Regions from separate parts of the Homo sapiens genome. Here region 1 is linked to region 2. Evidence: read pairs that join two places in POLR2A ChIA-PET (ENCODE). Cell type or tissue: K562. All regions are shown on one strand. Each heading gives the region's core, and the rest is flanking DNA. Links, peaks and the distances in the headings are about the cores only.

Region 1 (6,530 bases), core at 1-5,000, 230 kb after region 2:
ACAGTGAGAGAAACAGACAAAATGATGGCGAGAGAGTGAGAAAGAAAGAGACAGCGAGAGAAACAGAGACAATGATGGCAAGAGAGTGAGAGAGACAGAGCGAGAGAGACAGAGACGGACTGAGAAAATGAGACAGAGACAGCGAGAGATGGGAGAGACAGGGAGAGAGAGAGAGAGAGAGAGAGAGAGAGAGAGAGAGAGAGAAGCGCCAAAGAGAAGCCACCAGGAGCGTGTGGAGGGGAAGCCAGGTGGAACTCACTGAAGGTGCAGGGAGAGGAAGGGGAGGCAGGAGTGAGAGGAAAGAGGAGAGGCAAATCCAAGGGACAGAAACTGGAGGCAAAGGAGGCAGAGGAGGGAGGGAGACCAAGGGCACAGGCCCTAACCACAGTGCTGCCCCTTGTCCCCGGCCCCCTTGTCTCCTTCTGACACAGTCGGTTGCTGTGGACGGGCACAGTGAGACTGGGGCCCCATCAGCGCCTCCTCTGGGGGTTGGGTACAGACGATGAGGAAATGACAGGGCGGGGATGAGGAGGAGGACCTAGCGCAGGGGAAGGAGAGGGCAGAAGACAGTGGGGGGTGGCAGTCTGGAGGACAAGGGAGAAGATTCCAGAAAGGCTGAGAGCCACAAGGTGGACAATCAGGAAAAGGTGGGGCTGGGTGGAAGCGTGTGGAGGACTGGAATATCGCCCAAGGGAGGAGCAGTGTGTGCAAGACCTAGAGAGGAGGAAACACTGAGGATCCAGCCGAAGAGAGGACACACAGGGACAGGGACAGCCTGTGTGTGTGTGTGTTATGGATAGGGGGAGGAGGAGGGGGGAGAGGAAAGAGGAGGAGGAGAAGGAAGAAGGAGGAAGAGGAAAGAGGAGGAAGGGGGAGGAGGAGGAAAGGGGGAGGAGGGGTGAGGAGGAGGAGGAAAGAGGAGGAGGAAAGAGGAAGGAGGAGGAGGGAGGAAGAAGAGGAAAGAGGGAGAGGAGGAGGAAAGGGGGAGGAGGGGTGAGGAGGAGGAGGGAGGAGGAAGAGGAAAGAGGGAAAGGAGGAGGAAGGAGGAGGGAGTAAGAGGAAGGAGGAAGAAGGAGAAGGAAAGATGAGGAAGGAGGAAAGAGGAGGAGGTGGAGTAAGAGGGAGGAGGAGGTTGCGGTGAGCTGAGATCGCTCCATTGCACTCCAGCCTGGGCGACAGAGCGAGTCCCCATCTCAAAAAAAAAAAAAAAAAAAAAAAAAGGGAATTTGGGGGCATGCAGAGACAGGAACAGAGTGGGAGCAGGGGTTGGGGGAGAGATTCAGAGAATGGGAGAGAGGAGAGGGCGAGAGAGACAGAGGAAGGGGGTCACAGAGGAGAGGTAGAAGGAGAATGGGGAGGGGCAAATCCTCTTTCCCGCCCGAGCCTCAGTTTCCTCATCTGCTCCCTCAGGTGGTGAGGAGTCCAGGGACCACCCGCCAAGTGTCTGCAGGGCAGGAAGGCCTGCGGAGGGGAGAGGGAGGTGGAGGAAGGAGGCTCAGGCTTGAATCCAGTGTGGTGACTGGCAGCAGAAGCGTCCCCTCCATGGGCACGGGCTGCCTCTCAGGCTCAGATTCTAGAGTGTTCCTTCCTAGAGTCCCTCCAGGCCTCCTTCAGCCTCCCCCACCCCACCCTGACCTGGGAGGGAGTAGCCATTGTCGTCCACATATTTTTCCAAGGGAGAAATCAGGCTGCAGCCCACATCCTCCTTCCTCCTCCTCTTTCCTGCAGCCCCGCACGGTGTAGCTGGCCACCCCTTCTAGGGCTGTGGCGGCTGAGGGGAAAGGAAGGGGCTAAAGAGAGTCGCCTTGGTACACAGTTGGCGCTCAATTGGTGCCCTTCCCCTTTCCTAGGGGAGAGCACAGAGAGTAGGAAGGCAGAGAGAGGAAGAGAAAGGGGGAATCGAGGGTGAGAAGGGGAGGCTGTATCTATAAAAAGCCTGGCACACAGTCGGTGCTCAATAACTGCCCAGGCCCTTCAGGACCACATGAAAAGGGAGAAGAAGAAAGTCCCGCAGAGCAAAAGCAGAAGGAGAGGCAGCCTAAAGAGAGGGACATAGAGCCAGGCACGGTGGCTCACGCCTGTAATCCCAGCACTTTGGGAGGCCTAGGCAGGTGGATTGCCTGAGCTCAGGAGTTCGAGACCAGCTTGGGCAACACGGTGAAACCCCGTCTCTACTAAAATACAAAAAATTAGCCGAGCATGTTGGTGGGTGCCTGTAATCCCAGCTACTCAGGAGGCTGAGACAGGAGAATCGCTTGAACCCGGGAGGCAGAGGTTGCAGTGAGCTCAGATTGCCCCCCTGCACTCCAGCCTGGGCGACAGAGCAAGACTCCATCTCAAAAAAAAAAAAAAAAAAAGAGAGAGAGGCACGGGTGGAAAGTGTGAAGCAGACCAGTAGGTGTTTGTTAAGTGTTATTTCTTTTCCCCAAGAGACAGGAGAAAGTAAAGGAGGAGTGAGGAGAGGAGGAAGAGGAGGAAGAGAAGGAGGAAGAGGAGGAGGAAGGAGAAGAGGAGGAAGAGAGGAGGAGGAGGAGGAGGAGGAGGAAACTCCAGCAGAGAGAATAGAAGAGACTGTTGTGTGGGAAGGAGACAATATATGTAAAGTGACTAATACACAGTGGGTGCCTAATAAATGCCCATTCTCCTCCCTGGCAGCAAGCACAGAGAAAGCAGCCAGGAGGAAGGGAGCAAGCGGAGAGAAGGAGAAAAGGAGAGAAGGGAGAACAGAGCCTGTGAGGCAAGCAGACAGTGTAGATGAAGCGGCAGCATACAGTAGGCACTCAATACATGCCTATTTCCTCCCTCAGGAAAGAGCTGGCAGGGCAGAGAGGAGGGGGAGAAGCTGGTGGAGAGAAGGAGGCAGGGAGAAGAGAGGAAATGAGAACAAGTACACTGGTGAGGTGGTGGGCACACAGGAGGCACTCAATAAATGCACATTGTCGTCCTTGGAGGAGCAAGAGAACAAGACAGAAATGAAGGCACAGACAGGAATGAGAGGAAAAGGTTGGCCCAGGAGGCCTCCGTGGGGGTGGAGGAGCAGAGGGAGGAGGGATCAGTGAGAGGAGTGTGGCAGAGGAGAGGATACGCAGGGAGGGGGCATTGCAGGTAAACCATGGGGCACACAGGAGGCACTCAATAAACACCTGTACCCTTCCCCAGAAAAGGACCCAGAGAACAGCAAGGGGATAAGCTGGCAGAGCAAGAGGGGCAGCGAGAAAGAGGTAGGAGATGAGGAGGGATGTTAATTGCCTGGCATACAGTAGGTGCCCCATAATTGCTTGTCTTTGTCCCCGAGAAAGAGCCGATGGGACAGAAAGAAGTTAGAGATAAGGGAAGAAGGCGAAGTGAAGGGTTAGGGGAGAATAAGAAAACTGTCTGGCACACAATAGGTACTCAATAAATGCCCATTTTCTTCCCTGGCACAGAGCAGAAAGAAGCAGAGACTGGTGGAGTCAGTGGAGACTGAAGGGCAAGAGGAGAGGAGAGAAAGGACATAATTGCTTGCATACCAGAAGTGCTCAATAAATGTAGTCCTTGCCTTGGAAGAGGGCAGAGAGCTCAGAAACACAAGGAAAGGACAGAAGAGGGACCGGGGAGGAAGAGAGTGAGGAGAGAGGTATGTAAGGTGTTTAGTACACAGTAAGTGCTCAAAATGTGTCCACTCCCTCTGCCAGGAGAGAGCAGAAAGTCAGAAAGGAGAGGACACCAATAGAGAGGAAAGAAAGGGGCCAGGCGCCGTGGCTCATGTCTGTAATCCTAGCACTTTGAGAGGCAGAGGTGGGAGGATCGCTTGAGCCCAAGAGTTCGAGACCAGCCTGGCCAACGTAGAGAGACCCTGTCTCTACAAAAAATACAAAAATTAGGCTGGGTGCGGTGGCTCATTCCTGTAATTCCAGCACTTTGGGAGCCAAGGTGGGTGGATCACCTGAGGTCAGGAGTTGAAGACCAGCCTGACCAACATGGTGAAACCCCGTCTCTACTAAAAATACTTAAAAATTATCCAGGCGTGGTGGCGGGTGCCTGTAATCCCAGCTACTCGGGAGGCTGAGGCAGGAGAATCGCTTGAACCCAGGAGGTGGAGGTTGCAATGAGCTGAGATCACGCCATTGCACTCCAGCCTGGGCGGCAAGAGCAAAACTCCATCTCAAATAATAATAATAATACAAAAATTAGCCAGGAATGGTGGTGTGTGGAGTTCCAGCTACTTGGGAGGCTGGGGTGGGAGGACTGCTTGAGCCCAGGAAGTCGAGGCTGCAGTGAGCTGCGATTGTGTGCGCTCCAACCTGAGCGACGGAGTGAGACCCTGTCCTAGAAAGAAAAAAAGAAAGAAAGGAATGGGGGTGGGGGGAGGAAAGAAGGTAGCGAGAGAGGAGCCATGTTCCTCAACTCCTCGGCGCATAGCAGATGCTCAGTAGATGCCCGTTTCCTTCCCAGGAGAGACCAAGCAAATCAGAAAGAGAAAGGAACTGGGGCAGAAGGGACAGGAAAGCAAGAAGGATGGAAAGTGCAGACGCGGTTAGGGGAATTGCCTGCCAAGCATCAGGTGCTTAATAATTGCCCGTTTCTTCCATGGAAGGAGCCAGAGGCACAGGAGGAACAAGTAGAGGGCGCCGAGGACGGCACACCCGAGGCGGGCACACCCGAGGCGGGCACACCCGAGGACGGCACACCCGTGGCGGGAGACGGAGTGTGTGAGGAGAGGCGAGGAGGCATTTTGGGTGCATACAGCAGGTACTCCATAAATGCCTGTCCCCTTCCCCAGGCAGAGCAGAGAAAGCAGGCTGGGAGTAGGTGGAGACCCCAGGAAGGGAGGCCAGGGGAGAAGGAGAGTCTGAGGGTGGAGGCCGTGGGCCAGGCCCGCAGGAGGTGCACCTTCCCCAACCCAGCAGCCGCTGTGGCCGACCCTCCTCCGTGGCCCAGCCCACAGGCCTCCCCAGCTGGCTGGCTCCTCCGGAGCCCTGACAAGGGCCCATTGTCCTGGGCCTGGCACCGCCTGGCCTGGCCTGGCCTGGAGGGGGAGGGGAGGCTGTCCAGCCCTGACCGGCTCTTGTCCCCTGTGTCTGTTTGTGTGTATTGGAGTGGGGGCGCTGTCTGGTCTGTCTGTCTCTGAGTCTCTCTGTGTCTCCCTGTCTCTCACGTGCTGTGTCTCTGTGACCTGCTGTCTCTCTCATTTCTGAGCTTACGGCCCCCATCTTGTCTCTGTCTCGCTCTGTCTCTCTCTGTCTCTTTCCGTGCCTGTCTCTGGTTCTCTCTCTGCATCCATCTCTGTCTCTGGGAGGGAGGAGCCCCCACCCCCAGCTCCAGAATTCCCACCCCCTATACCCAGGATCAGGGCTGGGGGGCCGAGCTGAGAGGCAGAGGAGTGAGGAAGGAAAGAAGGAGGCGCAGAAGGGAGAGAGGTGAGGACAGAAACAGCTTTATTCAGCAGGGACCGCAGAGGCCCCGGAGGGCTTCGTCCAGGGAGCTGGGGAGAGAGGAGGAGTCAGAGACAGGAGAGACAGACAGAGATGGAGAGAAATGGGGGGAGAGACAGAGACAGAAATGGGGGTAGAGACAGAGACAGAGAGAAATGGTGGGAGAGAGGCAGAGAGAAGTGGGGGACAGTCAGAGATAGAAATGGGGAAGAGACAGAGATAGAAGTGGGGGAGAGGCAGAGACAGAGAGAAGTAGAGGAGAGACAGAGATAGAAGTGGGGGAGAGACAGAGAGAAGTGGGGGAGAGACAGAGACAGAGAAATGGGGGAGAGACAGAGATAGAGGAAGTGGAGGAGAGACAGAGAGAAGTGGGGGAGAGACAGAGACAGAGAGAAATGGAGAGACAGAGATAGAAGTGGGGGAGACAGAGACAGAGAAGTGGGGGAGAGACAGAGAGAAGTGGGGGAGAGACAGAGATAGTGGGGGAGACAGAGACAGAGAAGTGGGGGAGAGAGAGATAGAAATGGGGGAGAGACAGAAGTGGGAGAGAGACAGAGATAGAAATGGGGAGAGACAGAGACAGAGAGAAGTGGGGGAGAGACAGAGATAGAAATGGGGGAGAGAGACAGAGAGAAGTGGGGGACAGACAGAGGCAGAGAAGTGGGGGAGAGTCAGAAATAGAAATGGGGGAGAGACAGATAGAAATGGGGAGAGACAGAGAGAAGTGGGGAGAGACAGAGAGAGAAATGGGGGAGAGACAGAGATAGAAGTGGGGGAGAAACAGAGACAGAGAGAAGTGGGGGAGAGAGAGACAGAGAAGTGGGGGAGAGTCAGAGATAGAAGTGGGGGAGAGACAGAGAAGTGGGGGAGAGGCAGAGAAAGAAGTGGAGGAGAGGCAGAGACAGAAGATGGGGAGAGACAGAGATAGAAGAAGACAGAGAGAAAGAGACACAGAGATACAAAGCCAGGGAGAGACAGAGAGATGGGGAGAAAAGGGAGAGTAAGAAAGAGAAACAGGGGGTGCTGAGGGAGACTGAGAGAAAGTTGGGGGGAGGAGACAGAGACACAGAAAAGAGGTGGGAGGAAGAGACAGATGAGACAGATGGAGAGACAGAG
Region 2 (8,298 bases), core at 2,015-7,014:
TTGCAGTGAGCCCAGATCATGCCATTGCACTCCAGCCTAGGCAACAGAGCAAGACTCTGTCTCAGAAAAACAAACAAACAAACAAAGAAAATAAATAAGAAAGGAGCTTGGCTCTCTTGCTAAGGGGATGGCGCCTGGAGGCTCCCACTCTGCCCCTCACCCATTTCCCCACCCAGGGCCTTCCAGAAGCGCCAGCAGCAGCAGAGCGCCCTGAGGGTGATGCAGCGGAACTGCGCGGCCTACCTCAAGCTGAGACACTGGCAGTGGTGGCGGCTGTTTACCAAGGTGAGGGCAGCCTGGGGAGGTGGCCCCAGTAGGGAGAGGATAGGGCCTTGGGGCTTGGTCTGCTTGACAAGTGACTTCCTCCATGTGGGCCTCAGTTTTCTGCATCACTAAAATGGGGCCAGTCGGCCCAGGCTTTGCTAGCTGGGATTCTTTAGTTAGCAAGCAACAAGAAAAATCTGACTCGAACCAACATGGATCAAAGATTCAAGACAATGTGGGCTGCACCTGGATCCAGGGGTCCCCAAGACTTCTGTTCAAGGATTTGCTGGAAGGACTCACAGAACTTAGAAAAGCTGCTGTACTCACAGCTACAGTTTATCACAATACAAAGATACAGATTGAAAACAGCAAAGGTGCTGGGTGCTGTGGCTCACACCTGTAATCCCAGCAGTGTGAGAGGCCGAGGCGGGCGGATCACTTGAGATCAGGAGTTCGAGACCAGCCTGGCCAATATGGGGAAATCCTGTCTCTACTAAAGATACAAAAATTAGCTGGGCATGGTGGCAGGTGCCTGTAGTCCCAGCTACTTGGGAGGCTGAGGCAGGAGAATCACTCAAACCTAGGAGGTGGAGGTTGCAGTGAGCCAAGATAGTGTCACTACATGTAGCCTGGGCAATACAGCAAAACTCTGTCTCAAAAAAAAAAAAAAAAAAAAAGAGCAAAGGTTAAAAAAAAAAAAAAAGTACATAAGTGTCTCGGAGAGACCAAGCATGAGCCTACAGCTGCTCTCTCCCAGTGAAGTTCTGTGGACAACACTTAGCTGTTCCCAGCAATGAAGTATGATAATATGCACGGAGTATTGCCAACCAGGGAAGCTCACCTGAGCCTTGATGTCCAGCGTTTTTCCTGGGGCTGGTCACACAGGCATGGACAAGGTCACACACATGGTGACCTCAGTTACTCAGTCTCCAGCCCCTCCAGAGTCAAACTGATGCCATGTGGCCCAGGGCCCCCACCACAGATCCCATCGTTAGCATAGACTATCCAGGGTGGCCCAAGGCCCCAGGTAAACCAAGACACTCTTATCAGATGGGACATTCTAAGGACTTAGAGGTAACCTCCCAGGAGCCCATCAAGGGCCAGACTTTTCTTAGGAATGTGTGGGGTTTGGACAACCCAGGTCTGCTGAGTTAACCCTTTACTGCACAAGGGTCCAAACAGTGACGTCAGTATGCAGTGTTCTGCGTCTCCCGCTTGGCTTTCCTCCGTGATGATCACCAACAGAGGCTTTCCACACAGGGGCCACCAGCAGATGGAGTCTTGCCCCTAACAACCTTGGCCAGCCTGGTCTCTCTTATCATAGAGCTCCAGCCAGATTCCCAGGTTTCATGCTCATTGGCCCAGCTGGAGTCATGTGACCATCCCAGAGCCAGTTAGTAGGGATCAGATGAGCCAGGCTGGCATCACATGCCTACCCAAAGCAGAGGGTGCCAAGCCAGGTCGCCATGCACCATGGAGCTCAGGGACTAGGTGTTCCCCCAGGGGGAAATTGGAAAGGAATGAGAAGGATGGAGGTTTTGGGGGCAGTAATGTAATTCTGAATACGATGTCTGAGAGATCAGCCTGCATTCCCTTGGTCAGTGTTAACTGAGCACCTACTATGTGCCCAGAACTTTTATAGAGGCTGGGGTAAATGGTGATTAAAAAGAGACAAGGTCCTGCCACCATGGAGCTCACAGTCTGGGACAAGAGTTGCTGCACTGCGGCCTGTGGGCCAGATGGCTGTTTTTGCAAAAGCCCTTTCGTTAGCATGGTGTCTGCAGCTGCATCTGAGCTACAGCAGCTGAGTGGAGTAGGTAAACAGCCAGAAGCTGAGGTTAGGGGCTCACACCTGTAATCCCAGCACTTCGGGAGGCCAAGGCAGGAGCATCACTTGAGCCCAAGAGTTCAAGACCAGCCTGGGCAACAAAGTGAGACCCTCATCTCTACAAAAAAAAAAAAAACAAAAACAAAAACTGGGTGTAGTGGTGCACACCTGTAGTCCCAGCTACTTGGGACGAAGGATTGCTTAAGCCCAGGAGTATGAGGCTACAGTAAGCCATGATCGCATCACTGCACTACAGCTTGGGTGACAAGAGTGAGACCCTGTCTTGAAAAAATAAATCAAAATTAAAAACTGGCCAGGCACGGAGGCGTATGCCTGTAATCCCAGCAGTTTGGGAGGCTGAGGCAGGTGGATCACTTCAGGTCAGGGGTTTGAGCCCAGCCTGGCCAATATGATGGAACCCTGTCACTACTAAAAATACAAAAATTAGCTGGATGTGGTGTCAGGCACCTGTAATCCCAGCTACTCAGGAGGCTGAGGCAGGTGAATCGCTTGAACTTGGAAGGTGAAGGTTGCAGTGAGCCAAGATCGCACCACTGCACTCCAGCCTGGGTGACAGAGTGAGACTCTGTCTCAAAATAAATAAATAAATAAAAATAAAAATTAATAATAAATAAAAAACAGCCAGGGTGGCCTGTAAAATCTCAAATATTTCCTGCCTGGCCCTTGAAGAAAAAGTTTGCCTACCTTAGGTGTTGGGGGTTGGGGTCAAGTAGGATTTGATTGGCATCATTTGAGAAATGTGAATGATACCTGCGAAAGATGCAAGGAGTCGGGGCAGAAAAGGAGAGAATAGAAGGGATACAGAATTGGGTGGAGAGGAAAAGAATCAAGTAGACTTGTGTAGAACGGAGTAGAATATGATTGAACAGAAATTATCAGAGCAGATCTCACTTAGCAAGGGCGACGAGGTTTTGTGAAATTTTTGTTTCAGTTCTGTGTGTACCTCTGTCACTGCAGCCTGAATCATGCCATGTAAAGCTCATCTCTCACTAAGGACCTTGGACTAACAGGCTTAAGAAACACTGGCCTTTGGCCAGGCATGGTGGCTCATGCCTATATCCCAACACTTTGGGAGGCTGAGGTGGGTGGATTACTTGAGGCCGGGAGTTGGAGACCAGCCTGGCCAACATAGCGAAACCCTCTCTACTGAAAGCACAAAAATTAGCCGGACGTGGTGGCATACGCCTGTAATCCCAGCTACTCGGGAGGCTGAGGCAGGAGAATCGCTTGAACCTGGGAGGCAGAGGTTGCAGTGAGCCGAGATCCCACCACTGCACTCCAGCCTGGGCGAGAGAGCAAGACTCTGTCGAAAGGAAGGAAGGAAGGGAGGAAAAAAGGAAGGAAGGAAGGACTGTTCCACAGAATAGCAGCAGCCACAGTACACAGTGTCTCTTGGATGTGGAAGGATCCTTTAGCCAGAGAGATTAGATAGATCAATAGTGTATTTAGTGGTGCTTGCCTGTACCTGTCAGTGTTCTAGGCCTGTGACCAGGGACTGTTGCCAAGGCGGGGACACACAGCTAATAGGTGGAGGAGAAGGGATTTGAACCCAGAAACTCAAACCCCACTAAGAGTGTGAGGTCTTGGCGCCTGAAGTCAGCCATTCCACCCCTTTCACCTCCACCTAGGTGAAGCCACTGCTGCAGGTGACGCGGCAGGATGAGGTGCTGCAGGCACGGGCCCAGGAGCTGCAGAAAGTGCAGGAGCTACAGCAGCAGAGCGCCCGCGAAGTTGGGGAGCTCCAGGGCCGAGTGGCACAGGTGAGGGGGCGGGGGCAGGGCGTGGGGGCGTGTCTTCGGGGTGGGGCTGTGTCGCATGGGTGGAGCCAGGTGTGAGGGGCGGGGCTTCCGGCTGAGCCAGCCTGTGCCCAGGCAGGGCTGTCGGGAGGATGGGAGCAAAGCTAAGGTGTACTGAGGCCGGGCGGGGATTGGGGCTGTTTAGTTTGGTTGAGTCGTGACGTACAGGGAGCAGGGCCCTGGGGGTGTAGCCAGGGTATGGGCCGGGTAGGGGTGGGGTGGGAGAGTCCTGCAGAGCCAGAATGGAGCTGGGCTGTAGGATCTGGGGGCAGGGGCCTCAGCTGTGGCCGGGCTATGGTATGCAGGTGGCGAACTTATAACTGTTTCCAGTATTTCAGCTATCTTAAAATAATGCTAGAACATTTGGGAGGCTGACGCGGGCAGATCACCTGAGGTCAGGAGTTCAAGACCACTCTGGCCAACATGGTGAAACCCCGTCTCTACTAAAAATGCAAAAATTAGCCGGGTGTGATGGCGCACGCCTGTAATCCCAGCTACTCTGGGAGGTGGAGGTTGCAGTGAGCCGAGATGGCGCCACCGCACTCCAGCCTGGTCGGCAGAGTGAGACTCTGTCTCAAAAATAATAATAATAATAATAATAATGCTAGAACAAACCCCTTCTTGAGCATTTTTCTGTTTGCCTTTTCTGCATTATTTCCTGTGGTTACATTTTAGGTATGAAATGTATTAAATGAAATGTGAGGTAGTAGAAAGACCCCTCGGGGGTTATTTGAAGGATGGACTGGAAGGGGAAAGGCTAGAGTCTGGGAGGCTGGGGAGGAGGCTGGAGAGAGACAGGTGAGAGAAGGAAAGACCTGAGCCTGTTGGGGCTGTAGGGACAGAGAGGAGGGGCCAGAGAGAGCAGGGGTGCAGACTGATGGCTGTGAGAGGTGAGGGAGGGCATCCCCAGGATTCTGACTTAGTGATTAGGGGGATGTGGGCTCATCCTGAGATGGGGACCTGAGGGGGAGGAGGTGGGGACACCGTGTCCTCCTGCCCCTCAGTCCTGCCCTGGAGAACTTAAAGGCCAAAGCAAGTTACAAGGCAGTAGGCACCCAGTGCAGGTTGCCCTGGGAGCACTGCCTGCTGACCACTAACCTCCCACACACTCCCCAGCTGGAAGAGGAGCGCGCCCGCCTGGCAGAGCAATTGCGAGCAGAGGCAGAACTGTGTGCAGAGGCCGAGGAGACGCGGGGGAGGCTGGCAGCCCGCAAGCAGGAGCTGGAGCTGGTGGTGTCAGAGCTGGAGGCTCGCGTGGGCGAGGAGGAGGAGTGCAGCCGTCAAATGCAAACCGAGAAGAAGAGGCTGCAGCAGCACATACAGGTCTGGCCCCTTGCATGCCCACCAGGCCACCCTCCAGACCCCTCTGTCTACACCATCCACCTTTGCTTCTACAAACCGTGTGTCTTTGGGCCATGAATTTGTAGAAAACTCAGTTCTAAGTGAATTTGCAAAAAGAATACATTTTTGATTCAGATCGCGGGAGACCTTAAAATGTGTGAGCTTCACCTATGGATGGATCCAGGCATCCAAGTGATATGTTCAGCTTCAGGCCTGGCTGGATCCAGGTGTCTGAGTGATTTCCTCAGCTTCAGGCATGGCTGGATGCAGGAATCCAAGTGATATCCTCAGCTTCAGGCATGGCTGGATCCAGGCGCCTAAGTGATGTCCTCAGCTTCAGGCATGGCTGGATCCAGGCATCCAAGTGATATCCTCAGCTTCAGGCATGGCTGGATCCAGGTGCCCAAGTGATGTCCTTAGCTTCAGGCATGGCTGGATCCAGGCATTCAGGCAATGTTCTCAGTACTCCCCCTCTCTCCGTCTCCTGGCTGCATTCACGGGCAGGCTGCCCTCATGGTTCCCCTTCAAAATCTAGTGTGTATTTTACACTACAGCACATCTCAATTCAGATGCTAAATTTTCATTGGAAATACTTGATCTGTATTTCTATTTCATAATTTCTGCAGTTTATAAAAACTAGATTCACATGGCCAAGTTGTTCCAAACATGCTTAAAAGCTTTTCAGTGATTGGGTGTCTGGTTTTAAATTTAAAATAAATAAAATTAAATAAGACAGAAAATTTAGTTCATCAGTCCACATCAGCCACATTTCAAAAGCTCAGTAATGTTTTTTTGTTTTTTGTTTTTTTGAGTCAGAGTCTTGCTCTGTCGCCCAGGCTGGAGTGCAGTGGCACCATCTCAGCTCACTGCAACCTCCGTCTCCCGGGCTCAAGCAATTCTCCTGCCTCAGCCTCTACAGCAGTATCTGGGATTACAGGTGTGTGCCACCATGCCCAGCTAATGTTTTTTTATTTTTAGTAGAGACAGGGTTTCAGTATGTTGGCCAGGCTGGTCTCGAACTCCTGACCTCAGGTGATCCGCCCACCTCAGCCTTCCAAGGTGCTGGGATTACAGGCGTGAGCCACCATGCCCGGCCCAGTAGTGTTTTAATCAACTTCTCTTGATCCCTTTGGTGAGGGAGGGACCCTACCCTAGGTTTATGGGGATGGCTGAGCACACAGCACTGGGCACCAGACAGGTGAGGGGGGCCGACATCACACCACAGACGGCCACATGGATGTTGCCCTCAAGAGCAGAGTGAACAAGCAGGGGCTGTGGGAAACAGGCTTTGTCACAACAACAGGTGGAGGTGACCCCTGGGTGCCGTGGGAAAATGTGTTTGGTTTGTTTCAGTAATTCCATGGGCTGGCAGGGAGCTGGAATGTGCTTCTCAGGGATAAGCAGGCACTGTGCCTGGTCCCCAGGATAAGGAGGGTCCCCAGATAAGGCTGGGGGACCTTATCTATGGGAGCAGAGGGAGTAGGAGGACTTCTGTTTAGGCCATTTGAGGCCCCTGCTACTTTTAGCAAATGTCAAGGCAGCACATAAAATTGAGTCTTGGCTAGGTGCAGTGGCTCAATGTGTAATCCCGGCACTTTGGGAGGATCTCTTAAGCCCAGAGGTTCAAGACCAGCCTAGGCAATGAAGTGAAACCCTTTCTCTACAAAAACAAAAACACAAAAATTAGCCAGGCATGGTGTCACACACCTGTGGTGTTGTCACACTACCCACGAGGCCTGAGGTGGGAGGATCACCTGAGCCCAGGAGGTCAAGGCTGCAGTGAGCTGTGATGGCACCACTGCACTCCAGCCTGGATGACAGAGTGAGACCTTTCTCAAACAGAATAAAATAGGCTGGGCGCAATGGCTCACTCCTGTAATCCCAATACTTTGGGAGGCCGAGGTTGGTGGATCACCTGAAGTTAGGAGTTCAAGGCCAGTCTGGCCAACATGGTGAAACCCCATCTCTACTAAAAATACAAAAAATTAGCCAGGTGTGGTAGCGGGTGCCTGTAATCCCAGCTACTCGAGAGGCTGAGGCAGGAAAGTCACTTGAACCCCGGGAGGTGGAGATTGCAGTGAGCCAAGACTGCACCATTGCACTCCAGCCTGGGCAACAAGAGCAAAACTCCGTCTCAAAAAAAAAAAAAAAAGAAAAGAAAAAAATTTAAACAGAATAAAATAAAATAAATTCAAAAAATAAAATTGAGTCTTGATTTCCAGTGTGCCCAATGACTGTCATGTTGGCAGTACCCATTTCTATAATTTGTGTATTTACTATGTTTATTTTATTTTTAAAATTATTTATTATTTATTTATTTTTTTTTTGAGACAGAGTCTCACTCTGTTGCCCAGGCTGGAGTGCAGTGGCGCGATTTCAGCTCACTGCAAGCTCTGCCTCCTGGGTTCACGCCATTCTCCTGCCTCAGCCTCCAGAGTAGCTGGGACTACAGGCACCCGCCACCACGCCCGGCTAATTTTTTGTATTTTTAGTAGAGATGGGGTTTCACCGTGTTAGCCAGGATGGTCTCGATCTGCTGACCTCGTGATCCGCCTGCCTTGGCCTCCCAAAGTCCTGGGATTACAGGCGTGAGCCACTGCGCCTGACCTATTTACTATGTTTATAGTTTATAATCTGTACCCCTAACCCCCACACAAGAATGTGATTTCCACAAGGATAGGTGTTCCTTTTTTTTTTCAGAGGCAAGATCTCGCTCTGTTACCCAGACTTCAGTGCAGTGGTGCGGTCATCTCTCACTGCAGAAGGACAGTCACTTTTACCCATCCTCAGTGCCTAGAACCGTGCCTGGCATACACTAGGCACTCAATAAATGCTTGTTGCGCTAATGAATGAAATGGGAAAGCCAATAAGAGTTTGATCCTTCCCGGCCTCACCCAGGGCATGGACATCTCTGAACCACAAGCCGCGGGGATCCGTGGGCCAGCCATCCCCGCTCCCATCCTTCCCCATCACACTCCATCTATTGGCCCAGTATCCTCACTCCTCCTGCCTTCCCACCCCAGGAGCTAGAGGCCCACCTTGAGGCTG

Evidence for each region. Peaks named below come from ENCODE experiments on the same cell type or tissue, not always from the same donor. Only the 100,000 strongest peaks of a DNase experiment are listed, where the experiment ranks them.
Region 1: POLR2A ChIA-PET joins it to region 2 with 5 read pairs; 2 of 35 experiments call an interaction of 5 or more read pairs at or near these places.

Annotation. Positions count from the first base shown.
Region 1 is chr19:50,491,878-50,498,407 of GRCh38, forward strand. No RefSeq gene overlaps it. Among named protein-coding and RNA genes, the nearest start is that of MYREM, 6.2 kb to the left of the region's middle. RefSeq lists enhancers at 229-288, 329-408. In K562, for the core only: no CTCF peak of the experiment used is centred there; a DNase peak (open chromatin) is centred at 514; H3K27me3 peaks cover 302 bases.
Region 2 is chr19:50,263,136-50,271,433 of GRCh38, forward strand. It overlaps MYH14 (myosin heavy chain 14), which reads left to right. Exons shown (of 43, transcript NM_001145809.2): 22 at 177-285; 23 at 3,742-3,873; 24 at 5,026-5,232; 25 at 8,274-8,298. Among named protein-coding and RNA genes, the nearest start is that of KCNC3, 62 kb to the right of the region's middle. In K562, for the core only: no CTCF peak of the experiment used is centred there; DNase peaks (open chromatin) are centred at 3,916 and 6,706.